2 separate regions of the Homo sapiens genome follow, and region 1 is linked to region 2. Evidence: chromatin contacts called from ENCODE Hi-C data. All regions are on one chromosome and are shown on one strand. The core of a region is the stretch at or near the end of the contact, and the rest is flanking DNA. Distances in the headings are between cores, read along the strand shown.

What was found. Hi-C counts contacts between places; a loop is a spot of excess contacts on that map. Pooled maps may share reads with other maps.
Region 1: a pooled map shows a loop between it and region 2 (2.9-fold over the local background). The contact joins two enhancer-like sites. A Hi-C loop is called at or near these places in 1 of 168 maps with a recorded cell type or tissue (posterior vena cava), 1 of 37 single-sample maps with no recorded cell type and 4 of 50 pooled maps.

What each region holds. Positions count from the first base shown.
Region 1 is chr9:99,717,902-99,724,072 of GRCh38, reverse strand. LOC101928438 (a long non-coding RNA gene) reads left to right here. Exons shown (of 7, transcript NR_109802.1): 3 at 5,786-5,914. All of the region lies in intron 2 of LOC124902234 (a long non-coding RNA gene), which reads right to left. Among named protein-coding and RNA genes, the nearest start is that of NR4A3, 100 kb to the left of the region's middle. RefSeq lists an enhancer at 1,015-1,084. Within about 2 kb of position 3,237, at least 5 of the 41 ENCODE cell types and tissues checked have a DNase peak (open chromatin) inside an H3K27ac peak, as active enhancers do.
Region 2 is chr9:99,658,523-99,665,203 of GRCh38, reverse strand. All of the region lies in intron 3 of LOC101928438 (a long non-coding RNA gene), which reads left to right. Among named protein-coding and RNA genes, the nearest start is that of NR4A3, 160 kb to the left of the region's middle. Within about 2 kb of position 4,888, at least 2 of the 41 ENCODE cell types and tissues checked have a DNase peak (open chromatin) inside an H3K27ac peak, as active enhancers do.

The DNA.
Region 1 (6,171 bases), core at 1,988-4,487, 61 kb before region 2:
AACTTGCCAAGAAGTTGCCACAGAAGAAAAAGGGTATTAGTCCACCAAGAAAAATCAGAAAATTAGCCACTAAACATAGTTTAAAAAATTAAAACTTCATATATACTTCCCTTAATTAAATAACAGTATATCTATCAGGTTATATACTACCAGAAAGGAGATTACTATGTGGACTGCAGTGTACCATAAGTGTACCAAAGTCATCATATCATGGTTGCTCTAAGAATATAATATTTGTTTAAGGATGAATACAAATTAAGCTAATGGCCAGTACTAGCCAGAAGGCTAGAGGCTTCTTATCTCTGCATACACTAGTCACAACTGGAGAAATTATACTTAGCTTGTAGCTTTTACTAGTGAGCATCGTGGTCTAGAATCAGATTCTGTAAGACTAATCCATTTGTAAATAACAAGGACCTAGTGCATCATCAAGATGCTTTTTTTTCCTAAAAAATTAATAAGTAATTTGTTTCTAGGTCTGAGAAGTCACAGTGTGTTCCTGTGACCAAGTGCACCAAACTTCCATTCTTATTCCAAATGTCTCTAAAATCCAGTAATACTTGTCTCAGCATTGAATAAGCACATTAAAAAGGAAGTTATTGACTTCCTTGGCTGGAACTTTTTCTTCCCTTTGCAGGTATGCCCAAAGACTTCAGTTCTAAGATGGTAGTGGTATGCTCAGTTTGTGCCAGCTGCTGTCAGGGATTATGAGCCAAATTGGTTCTTTTTGGATGTAAAACCAACTTGAGGTGGGCACCAATGACTTAATGCACTTGCAAAACAAGGCATTTAAGTGAAAGTCTTTGTGTTCCTCTCTTTGCAAAGTCTTTTGTAAAAGCAAAACTCAGGTGGCTTCATCCAGCCAAGATTAAATTCAAAGTTGACTGCTGTAAAGACAAAACAAAAAAGTTCAAGCCAATGAATTGGGTAACTTGTTCAGTTTATGGTTAGTTGAAAACATAAGGCAAGACTTTTTCACTGCCCCTCCACATCTGTGCACAGAGGGGGTGCATGTGAAGAATCACTCTCTGATAGCTGCCTTTTGTGGTTTCACACTTGGAGAGCTAGCTCTGAACCACAGTCCCATAGTAGGGTGGGTCTATTCTTTTTGTAATATTCCCGATTTATCCCACTGTTTTCACAGTTTCTTCTGACATGCTACTTCCCCCTGCCTCAAGGATTTGAGGTGAACGTTTCAGATGGGTAGGATGACCACTCCTCCAACCTAAGCGTAGAAAGTTCGTTGAAATAAAAGGAGAATTAAGCTTCATGTATGTGAAAAGTCAGTGCAGATCCAGGACTTTAGGAAAAATTTACATTTTTAGAAATTATATCTAGGGAAGTACTAACTGAAGTCTAATCCTTTAGCAACAACATTTATTAACCTTTTAAAAAATTGAAGTATAATTTATATACAGTGAAATGCTCAAATCTTCAAGCTCAATCACTTTTGATAACTGCATATTAAGACACAAAATATTTTTATCAGCCCAGAATGATGTTCCCTCATGCTTCTTCCCACTCAATTTCCAAATTCACCCCCCAATCAACTGCTGATCTGCTTTCTATCACATAGGTTAGTTTAGTTTATTCTAGAATTTCTTATGACTGCAATCATACAGTATATGTTCTTATGTGTTTTGTTTCTTTCACCGGACATACTTTTGAGATTCATTCATGTTGTGTATATCAGTAGATCATTTCTTTCTATCGCTGAGTAATATTCTATTCTTTGAATATGCCACAGTTTTAAAAAAACACTTTTGCCTGTTGACGTACATCTGGGTTTTTTCTAGTTTTTGGCTATTATGAATAAAGCTGCTATGAACATTTTTATATAGGGCTTTATGTAAGCATAGGTTTTCGTTTCTCTTGGGAAAATATCTAGGAGTAGAATTGCCCGGCCACAGGGTAGACATATGTTTAACTCTTTAAGAAACTACTAAACAGTTTTCCAAAGTTATTGCATCATTTTATACTCCCAGCAGCAATATATGAAAATTTGGATTGCTCCACATTCTTTCCAACATTTGATGTTGTTAATCTTTTCTTAAAAAATTTCAGTCATGTATGTGTGTATGTGTGTATATGTGTGTGTTTTACTTTGCATGAAACTTATAAATAATAAAGTTGAGTATCTTTATATGTGCTTGTTGGCCATTTGTATATCTTCTTTTGTGGCTGTCCAAGTCTTCTTTAAAAAATGATTTGTCTTTTTATTATTGATTTATAGAATTTCTTTGTATGTTCTATATGCAATGTATTTGTCAGAGAGATATATATTATATATATACATAATATTCACTATATATAGATATATTTTATATTTTATATATAAATTTTATATTTATATAATACATAAATATATTATCTATAATATATAAAATATATAAGTATATTATATATAATTTATATATAAAGTATAAATTATAAATATATAATATATATAATTTATATATAAAGTATAAATATATAATATATATAATTTATATATAAAGTATAAATTATAAAAATATATAATGTATATATATTTTATATTTTTATATCTAAAATATTCACTATATATAGCTCTATCTACATATCTATCTATCTACTGAATTTTTTTTCTCAGTGCGTGGCTTGTGATTTATTTTCTTGACGGTGTCTTGATGAGCAAATGTTTTACAGTTTTAGGTAGTACAGTCTATTAGTGTTTTTATTTTATGGTTTATGCTTTGTATGTTCTTGAAAAATGTTTGCCCATTGCAAGGTTGCAAACATTTTCTTCCACTTTTTTTTCCTTTGTAACTGTATTATTTTATATTTACATTTAACTCTATAACCCTTCTCATATGGGTTTTTTTGGATGTGGTGTGAGGTAGGGGTCAAGGTTCTTTCTCTCTCCCTTTTTGTTTTGGATATCCAGTTATTCCAACCCAGTCGTTGAAGAGATTTTTCTTTTGTCATTGAATTGCTTTATATATGGTTGTATTTCTGTACTCTATTTTGTTTCTAGTCCTGTTTTGTTTTCTGTTAGTAATGATTTTGAAATAGGAATAGATTGGGATTCTTAGATATATAGAAGTTAATGAATTAGTATAGTCTCACAATAAGCATTTTTTTTTAACCACTTGAAGACTTTTTCTTGTGTTCAATGAACACAAGATCACTTATTTGATCCTTATGTGAGTACTTGAGGGGAAGTGGTTACAAGGAGCCAGAGTGCTAGCGTGTTTTGGCTTTTACTTTCTGTTTTAAGCAACATCTTCCAAGAATAAGCTGAAATCAGGCAAGAATTAGCTGGTTTGAGAGCAAAAACAGAGGGAATAGAGAGAGTCTAGAAATGCAGGGGCTGACAGGGTTGGAAAACCCAGCTATTCCTGAACTGAAATAAGCTGCTGCCTTTCTATACAAACCTATTATTTCAAATGGTTGCAGTGTAGCTGCCATGAGTTGAGAGAGGTAAAAGCTAGGTCACATTTGACCTTTTGCAATTAGTTAAATTTTTTTGCTGAATTCTTACCCACTTATATTCCACCCAGTGTCTCTTTCTCTGGTGCTTTGGCTCAGGTGAACCAGAGGTCATGTCCTGGCTCTCCTTGGAGGGCCCATCTTTCCTTAGAATTCAGGTTACTTGTCCTATGATTGCAACTCTCTAATAGTTCAAGAAAAGCTCTGATTTGTAGTCTATCCGGCTTTATTGTTGTGAACGTTGGACAGATATATTTTTAGCTTTTTACATCCCATGTGGAAATAGAACTCCCAAGAGAGTGATTTAGAAAGATATTATTCATCTTGTAAGATAACTTCCTGTAGTATTCCTTTGAATCGCAATATCCATTACCATTCCCTTCAATCTGTTTCTTTATGGGATCTTACTCACCTGCCTCCAAACTGCTAGACTACATCTCCTGGAATGTGCAATTTGGCATGTATTTCTATTCTAAGTAACATGCACAGATCCTGGAAAAACTAAAAGACCCTGTTTGTTGATTAATTGATGAATGGAATGTATTTACCAATCTTCTCACCTGACAAATCCTTATCTGTCTTTCAAGACCAAAAGCAAATGTCACTTCTTCTGAGAAAGCTCTATGAGTTCCTTTAGGAAGAGTTAGTTATTTTTTCTCTATGCCTTCATAATACTTTGTACATTCCTCCACTAGATGATTTTTATATCTTTTAGTTTAGATTGTGAATAAGATTGGAGCATGACCAATTCTTCTTATTTTGTATCTTTAGGTGCCTAGAACAACGTGTGGTACTTATAATTATGACTCAGTTTGTCAAATGGATGCATAAAAATTGATTTTCTAAATGAGCTGCTGAATATCTTTGTTGAATGATTATACACATTGGGTTTTGCATTTATGTAACTTTTATGTACATGAAGAAATGTACTTGTAAATGTATGTGTATATGTGTGTGAGTGTGTTTCATCTCCTAATGATGCAGGTAATTGCAGAATTTGCTTAGGACAAAGATATGGCACCTCTGCCATCATTTTCTCCTTGTATGCCATACCGTGAGATAAACCACCTCTGTTCTTTTTCCTGTTGATCCCAGGCATGAATTTAGAATCTGATCTTTCAATAATAATTCCACCAATAAACCAGATATTTCCCCTTCCTTAATCTAAGAGGCTCCTATCACAATAAGCGGGGGGGTCACCTTTGATTGATGCCCTTGCTGAATGGTACCTAGAGGGAAGATTCTAATAAGCTGCAGACACTTTGCAATTCCTGTCTTTCAGAACTTAATCGCATTTGCATTTTGGCTATGATCAGATGGTGGAAACACAAACTCCAAACTGTCAATCAACTTAGGCTTCTTTTCCAACTTTTCATAAATAAATTTCTTTAAAAATCTTTGAACATTCTTTTAAACACCGAAATTATGCAAGTAGTTTTTAAACAATTACTGTATTTTCTACCTATATATTACATTATAGTTGGTAACCTGTTCATTACTGAAAATCTAGCTTGGGAGGTATGCATCTAAATGTGTGTGTGTCTGTGTGTGTGTGTGTGTGTGCATATGTGTGTGAACTGAGGTATTCATGAGATTTGAGGGAGAAAAGAGGGAAAATATTTACTGAAAATATATTTTTTATATTGTCCAGTTTTTACCTTTAAATATCAGTAGAAAAAATGGAAGCATATAGATTTCTGGCATGTAATTTATCTTCAAAACAGAAATTAAACCTAACCAGTTATAAATTTGAGTTTCTTTCTGAATTAACCATGTTGGCACTACCCCAGCTACCTCCTTATGTTCACATGGTTGCTTCCAGACTCTATGTAGAATTTTATGCCTCTGTAGTATCAAATTTGTTAAATGGCATATTTTTATATCAGTAATTTTTATAGCATATTGTTATTCCAGACTTTTACATGCCTCTAATTTATTCTTAACTTCAATATAGCAGTATTGATTTTTTTCCTTCCAAGTTTGATGGTATGAACACTTCAGTTGTGATTTAAAGTCATTTCAACACCATCAATAATTTGCACTTCGTTTTCTATTCTTTTGCAAACTTAAATATTTGGGCAGGTACAACTGGAAGTAATAATACTCCTCACTACTTTTTGTATCACTTTTAAAAACATTTAGATTATTTCTTAATGTGGTTGAGATTATGTGTCTCTAATGACTTTGAATTATCCATGACACTTAAATGCAGAATAGTAAGAACAGTTTTGGTTGCAAATCAAATAGAACCTGATACAGCTTCCTTAAGTTATATTTTCTCTCTTTGTCCATTAGTAACAAAGAATAAATTGATCATAACTTTTCTCTTTTGTAGAACTACTATCAATGCCTTTTACAAAATGAGGTCATTGGATTGCAGAGTTGGCTTTCGAGAAGATTTTGTGGCCTTTCTCAGCTGTCTAGGTGCTGTAGGTGCTGTGTTTCTATGGCTGCAAGGATGAAGGTAACATGGATGAGGGAGGCTGATGAGGCATGTTTTGGTTGTTATATAAAGCAAGGCTCACAAATGCAGCAATAAGGACATTGATTTTTTTCCCTTGGCTACTTTGCAGTGGAGATAAATTGCCACCAGGTGAATGGTGGTACCTTGATTATTTGGCCCATAGTCTAAATAGCTTTAATGGGAGACCTGTTTAGAGCATCAATTTTCTGTTTTAAATATATCATTTCATTATTGGCACAGAATTATGACCACATTAA
Region 2 (6,681 bases), core at 3,639-6,138:
GTTTCCTACAACAAGAATTAAAGCTTCATGAAGACAGATATTTTTCATCTTTTGCTTACTGCTTTATCCCAGTTGTTGAGTACGGTGCCTGGCACATGGTAGATACTCAATAAATATTTGTTTTTAAATGAATCTACAGATATTACATCTAAGGAACTACTGAGATGTTCCCCTTGGTGCTAAGATGATGAATAAACCTGAGACACTTGGAAACTTCTAAGCTCTTATGGAATGAATGATGGTTATAATATCATTAGATGCCCAGACATTACAAGGGAAGGGTAAGATGAGACCTCTGAGGCTCAGTTAGGATAACAGATGTTTCTTCACTCTCTTTTGATTATGTTCCTGTCACTTGACATGGGATATAGCTTGTTATGATGATGGAGGGAAGAGTGCTGAAACTGGGAGAGGACTGTGAAATATTATAATGGGAGACAGTTCAAATATCCCACTTAGAATTAGTGGGAGGCATTCATGGAGTAATGATATTATCTCATTATCTAAATCTCCTAAGACTGTAAGTATCCTGCCAGTTTCTATTTTATTTACATAACTCAATACTTCAGGCTGTTATAGGAAGTTTCTGACTCTAGCAAGAAATATAAATTGACAGGGGAATATATTCATTATATATTGAATTTTAAAAGAAGATTATAAAATACCGTAAAGATGGAGATTTTGTTTAGTTAGGAAAAGACCCATGCTTTCTATCATGTGTCTAATGATACATCTGACAAGTTAATGTAATAGAAGGGGACACACACACACACACACACACACACATGTACACACATGCTTAGGTCCTAATCATGACTATATCTGGCTGTTGGGACTGTATTTTTATTTCTTTTCTTTTTGCTTATCTAATATCTCTACCTTCTGATTTTCTATGGTGATTATACTGTGCTTGTATAATCAAAATAAAGAGTGAATATGTTTGTGGGGTTATTAGGCTGTTGAGGGCATGAGATACTCTAGGCAACGATCATGGAGTCTCAGTGTTGGAAGTGACTTTTAGGTTATAAGGCCAACCTTGTCCATGTCCTTGCCAAGTGGTTCTCTATTTGTGCACCTCTAGTGGCAGAAAGCTCACTGCCTCCTGAGGCAGCCCACTCCATATGTCTGCATATGACTTCTACACATGAAGTTCTGCTCTTGGAAGTAATAGATTCTGGATTTTTGCAATAGCCTCCTAATTGGTCTTCCTGTTTCCATTCTTGCCCCTCTGTAATCTCTCTTCAACAAAGTTGTCTTCCAAAAAAAGATCATGAAGGTTGTAGTTTCTGATTTATATGTATGTATATACAGTTTCAGTCTACTGTAAAGGGAAGAGAAAGAAAGAAAACAGAGGATATGAATCTAGGGACTATGCTTAAGGAAAACATATAAAGGCTTTATTGGTGCTAGAAGCATCACCAGTATAAATAAAACATATGCTGCTTCTTTGAATTTTTATAGATGTAACTTTAATGTAATGAGATTAAATTATCTTCTGTGGAAGGGACATTATGGTAGGCACTGTTGGTGAAGATAGAAAGCAAAAGATAGAAGAGGAATTCAAGGTATGAATTTCTTTCTCTCATGACACACACTGTCCAGTTAGGGAGAGCCTGAAACAGATTATATAAAACATCCTGAGAGCCGACACAATGTACCATAAAATGAACCATAGACAAGGGGCATCAGATGACTGGTAAATTAAGGGAAGATGAGAGTGCACTGGTGCTGCAATTCCATTCAATAATTTTTTTTGAATATCTCTGTTCTGAAAATGACTGTGCTGATTTCTGTGGAAATATACAAAAAGAATAAAGCATTGAGCTTACCCTCAATGTCTGTGGTTCAGTGGCATTCAAGATTAGTGATAGGAGTTTTTAAAGACTTGGGCAAATGTTCTAGACAGTGTTAAACTAAAAAATAGCATACAAAATTACACGGTCAGTATGATTTTAACTGTGTAAAAAGTACCCAGAAGAACATTAGGAGAAAATATGCTGAAATGTTAACAATTTTTAAAAAAGTCAATCATGTCAGGGTGGAATTATGGTGATTTTACCTCCCCCCACCTTTAAACAGTTAACTCTTGAAGAACACAGGTCTGAACTGCATGGGTCCACTTACATGTGGATTTTTTTTCCACTTCTGCCACCCATGAAACAGCAAGACTGACCCCTCTTCTTCCTCCTCCTTTTCAACCTACTTAACAAGAAGATGATGAGGATGAAGACCTTTATGAAGATCCACTTCCACTTAATGAATAGTACGTATATTGTTTTCCTTATGATTTTCTTCATAATGTGTTCTCTCTAACTTAATTATAAGAATTCAGTATATAATACACACAAAATGAAAAATATATGTTAATTAACTGTTTATGTTATCAGTAAGGCTCTGGTCAACATAGTTAACCCAGCTAAATTTTGGGGGAGGCCAAAGTTATATGTGGCTTTTTGACTGTATGGGGATGTCAGCACCCCTAACTCCCACATTGTTCAAGGGTATTTTTATGTGCTTACCCATTTTCCATCATAAAATGCATTGTCCTGTTTTATAATCATTAAAAAAAATAGTTAATTCCACCAATTTTACCGATATTCTGGTCTTGCAGGATAATAGAGACTTTATCCTAAAGCTTGAGGTCAGTTCTTAGCTGTTATTCTACTGACCGTCATAGCTTTTAACCACCTACTATTTCTTAACACATCCTTGACTGCCATGGATTTGCACTTTTGTTGTTCTTTCACATCTCGTATTTCTCTTTCTCCCTGTATATGTCCTAATTTTGTGTTTCTAAGGCTTCATCTTTACCCTTCCCTCTCTTGGGGACTACTCTGTACATAGGCTAGGGGATCTCAAGTGTACCATCTGTGACCTTGGCAGCAAGTCCAATCCCTGAATCATGACACACAAGTCGTGGCCTCTTTAAGGAGCATCAGGAGCCAAGGTGGTCCTCTGTAACACACGTGTGCTCTGGCCTTTCCACATCAGAGTATTTTGAAAGATAATGTAGGGCCAAGTGAAGAGATGGGACTGGTCTTAACTTCTCTGAGCCTCTGTTTCCTCATCTGTAAAATTGTATGTAGGGTTAGGATGAAACTGCAAAGAGTTAAAATATTTAAAGTGCCCAGTGTGGTACCCACATGCAACAGCTGCTCCAGGAATGTTCTTTCCCTTCCTTTTCCCCTTCCTCCATTTCTACCATCTGCCAGGATATGAGATTGACGATCTTCAGGGCATATTGTCTGTGGCTTTTATTATATACATCTATTAAAGATCCAGTTAATCTATTTTGGTTGCCATCAAAGCAAAGGATTACCATCAAAATGTCTATTTATGCAAACAGAATGGAGTAGTTTATTGATCCGCCAATTAGTAGTGTTCTACTATTTTAGTCTAGTCTTAGCTTTTGGGAGTTTCTCCTGCAGTTAGCAGAATGTCAGTGAATAAACAAATAAAATACATGTATTGTGTGGGATTAAAACAGTAGCAAAAGGGATTATTGAAATTACTCAGTCCCACTTTTATGGTTTTTCTAATGCTTGTTTTAGCTGTTTTTATCTAAACAGCTGTTTTAGCTGTTTGAGGGAAGTGAAGTCCTGGAATCTCTCTGCCTCAACAATGTACACTAGAGTATTGAAAACAATTATGATTTATCTTGCCAGAAGATACTTTTCTTTTCCCACCTTGATAACCCTTGGTGTTAAAGTGAGAGACAATATGGTATAGTGGAGAGTGTTTTAGACTCAGATTTGCATTTAGGCTTCATAAGAGTGGGAAATCATTCCTTTTTCATACAGCTAGTATGATAATTAAGTCAGTTAACACCTATGGTAGCTTTTTTTTTTAAGTACTAGCAATATAAGCCATTATTATTTCTTAGGCTGATGCAACAAATAATCCAGAAATATCTGACTCTAGTCTTTCTTGATGTAGTTAAATATTTATTTTGTTTTCCATGGTGTTTGCCCTTTAAGCAATAACAATAAAAGAAAAAGAGATAATTATCTTTAAGAGAAATTAGCATCCAAAACGCCTCAGCTACTATATCTTTTGTCACTTAGCTAGTGCATGGCTTACAGTGGATGTTCAATACATGTTGAGCATCCACTGTTGAATGAGGAATGAATGGAATAGATTTATCCCACCCTTAAGATAGAAGGATAGTCATGGTGACTTTTTAGCAGAGAGAACCACAATTCGCTGACCACTCTTAAAAAGCATCTGTGAAGCCGTGATCAACTAGGGCTAGGGCTCTCCATACACTGTGTATGATATATGTTATTAGGTTTCAGATTGGCTTGTATTAGTTCTAACCAATCGGTACATTTTAATTAATGAAGTTTAACATTTGTTGAGTACTTTGTAGTTCATGAAGCACTTTCGTGTCAATATGTCCTAGAATATTATGGAGTCTTACTGATCCTATATAACATAGATGAGGAAATAAAATTTAAAGAAATTAAGTAACTTGTTTAAGGTAACATAGAAAGCGAGAAGCAGAATCTTGCTGTGAACTCAGGTCATCTGGGTCCAAGCTCAGGGCACCATGACCTGAGACTCCTGCCCTGGCCGCTGCTACTGTGGTGCTTAAGCGTTTTGCCTCTGAGTTTCTGCAGTGCCTAGGATGAGATACTGGGAGGCAATTTGGTTTTGGAGGTGCGGAGGGGGAAGCTGGCTGTTCCACAGTTGCTTGCTGAGCCATCTGCTCTCTCTTCCTCTTCAGAAATGATGCATTTGTTACTGTGGGCTGCTTTTGCTGAATACTTGGATTATGTCACTTTCTCTGTTTGTCACATGTGGGGCATTTGGTGACATGCAACTCAGCCTACATTGGTTTTCCTACGTAATGTGATGGGTACAGGCACATTTGCTTTCATTTCAATGTCTGAACAATTTTAATGCCATTTAGACAAGAGTCACATGTCTGTGCAACAATAGAAGACTTCTCACTTTCAACTTCCTTTTTTTGTACAGTGCTAATAGAAATTGGGGGGAAAATTACATACACACATGTGCACACACATACGACACAAACAAACCAAAGGATCCTATCGATTAAGTTGGACACTGGTCAACTGTGTCATGGAGTTTTGTACTAGTAGCAGTACTTGTGTGTGCAGGTTTATCTGTTACAATTTAGTATCCAAATCTGTTCATGTTTAGTAATAATTATTAACAATTATCCTGGAATAATTTGTAAGTGAACCGGTGGTTGCAAGGCTTATGTGTGGGTGGGAGAATTAATTTTTATCTCTGTGGGAATATTTGGTAAGATGATTAGGAAGCAACAGACTTAGGTTAGTGCTGCTGCTGATTTGCTTTATGGCCTTGGGGAAGTGATTTCACCTCTTTAGGCCCAGTTATTCTGTCTATAAAATGATGAGTACAAAAGGTCTCTGATAATTCCAGCTCTGTGGATCTATAATTAATTGACCTTGTAATATATAGGAATTAGAGAAGACATACATGGGGTATATTTTCTGAGAATAGAGAAATGGCTTCAAACATTCTGTTTTTTTCTTTGTGAGTAGAAAGAAGAATTATAGGAGAGGTGTCAGGTTGCGCAGATATCTCTGAGCGTGGCTAGGGTATGGAGCTTATTGTTTAGATATAATGTCTATATAAGCAACATTTTGTCAAACAAAAGACTGAAAAATTCTTTTTTTTTCATTCATTTTCATTTCTGAGAATGTTGAGTGCCTTCATGGTTTATTAGGGTATTTAGAATCCCACAAAACTTGATGGGTGGTAACTTATCTCAAGTTGGATTTATTAAGTTCTTCGCTGTTCAAATATATAGTGAGTGCTTACTATGCACCAACCACTGTACTTGATGCTGGAGGTTCAAGGGTGAATTTAATTCATTATTTGACCTCAAGGGATTCCTAATCTGATGACAAAGGCAGGTCTGTAAACAGTACAAGTGCAATAACAAGAAGAATGTACAAATTAACATGGTTGGCAAGGAAGAAGGAGGAAGCAACCTGCTGGGAAAGACTGATGAAGAAAAGATAACACAAAGTAGATCTTAAATGATGGGAAGATTATTTCCAGGTGGAAGTAGTATACGAAGGACAGGCTAAGCCAAAGGAACAAGAGATAGGAAGATACAGAGGTGTGAAATGCATGTGCAATATTGGGCAGTAACAAATAGTGTAGTGTGGCTGGAGTATGCATGAAATGTAGGTTGACTAGGCTGGAGAGAGAGTTTAGAGCCCAAGTGTGAAGAACCTTGATGCCAGTCTAAAGAGTCTGAGTTTTGCTCTATTTCTGGCAAAGGACTTTAAACAGTAGAGTGGCATGAGTGGCTTTTAATGTACCAGTACTGCTTCATTACATACAAGATCTTGGCATGTTCACTGAAGAAGTCTAGGTCAAATGAATTACACCTAGAAGTTTGGTTTAGGTTCTGAATTTATTTTTTAATGGTCTCCTTTTAGGAAAACTGTCTAGGTGTTTTTGATATGCTCTTGCCAGTAAGCAGGGAGGGTCTTATTGGTGGTATCTGTCTGATGTGTCTGGACAGGAAAGGGGAATTTTGTTTTAACTAATGTAGTGGGAATAAGACAAATAAGGTGAGATAAAAAAGGTTCAAAGTCAAGGCAGGTCCTGCAGGAATTTCCTAAGCCAAACAACAGGCAGAGAGATAACAGCTTAGAAGAGGGCTACTGTTAAGTA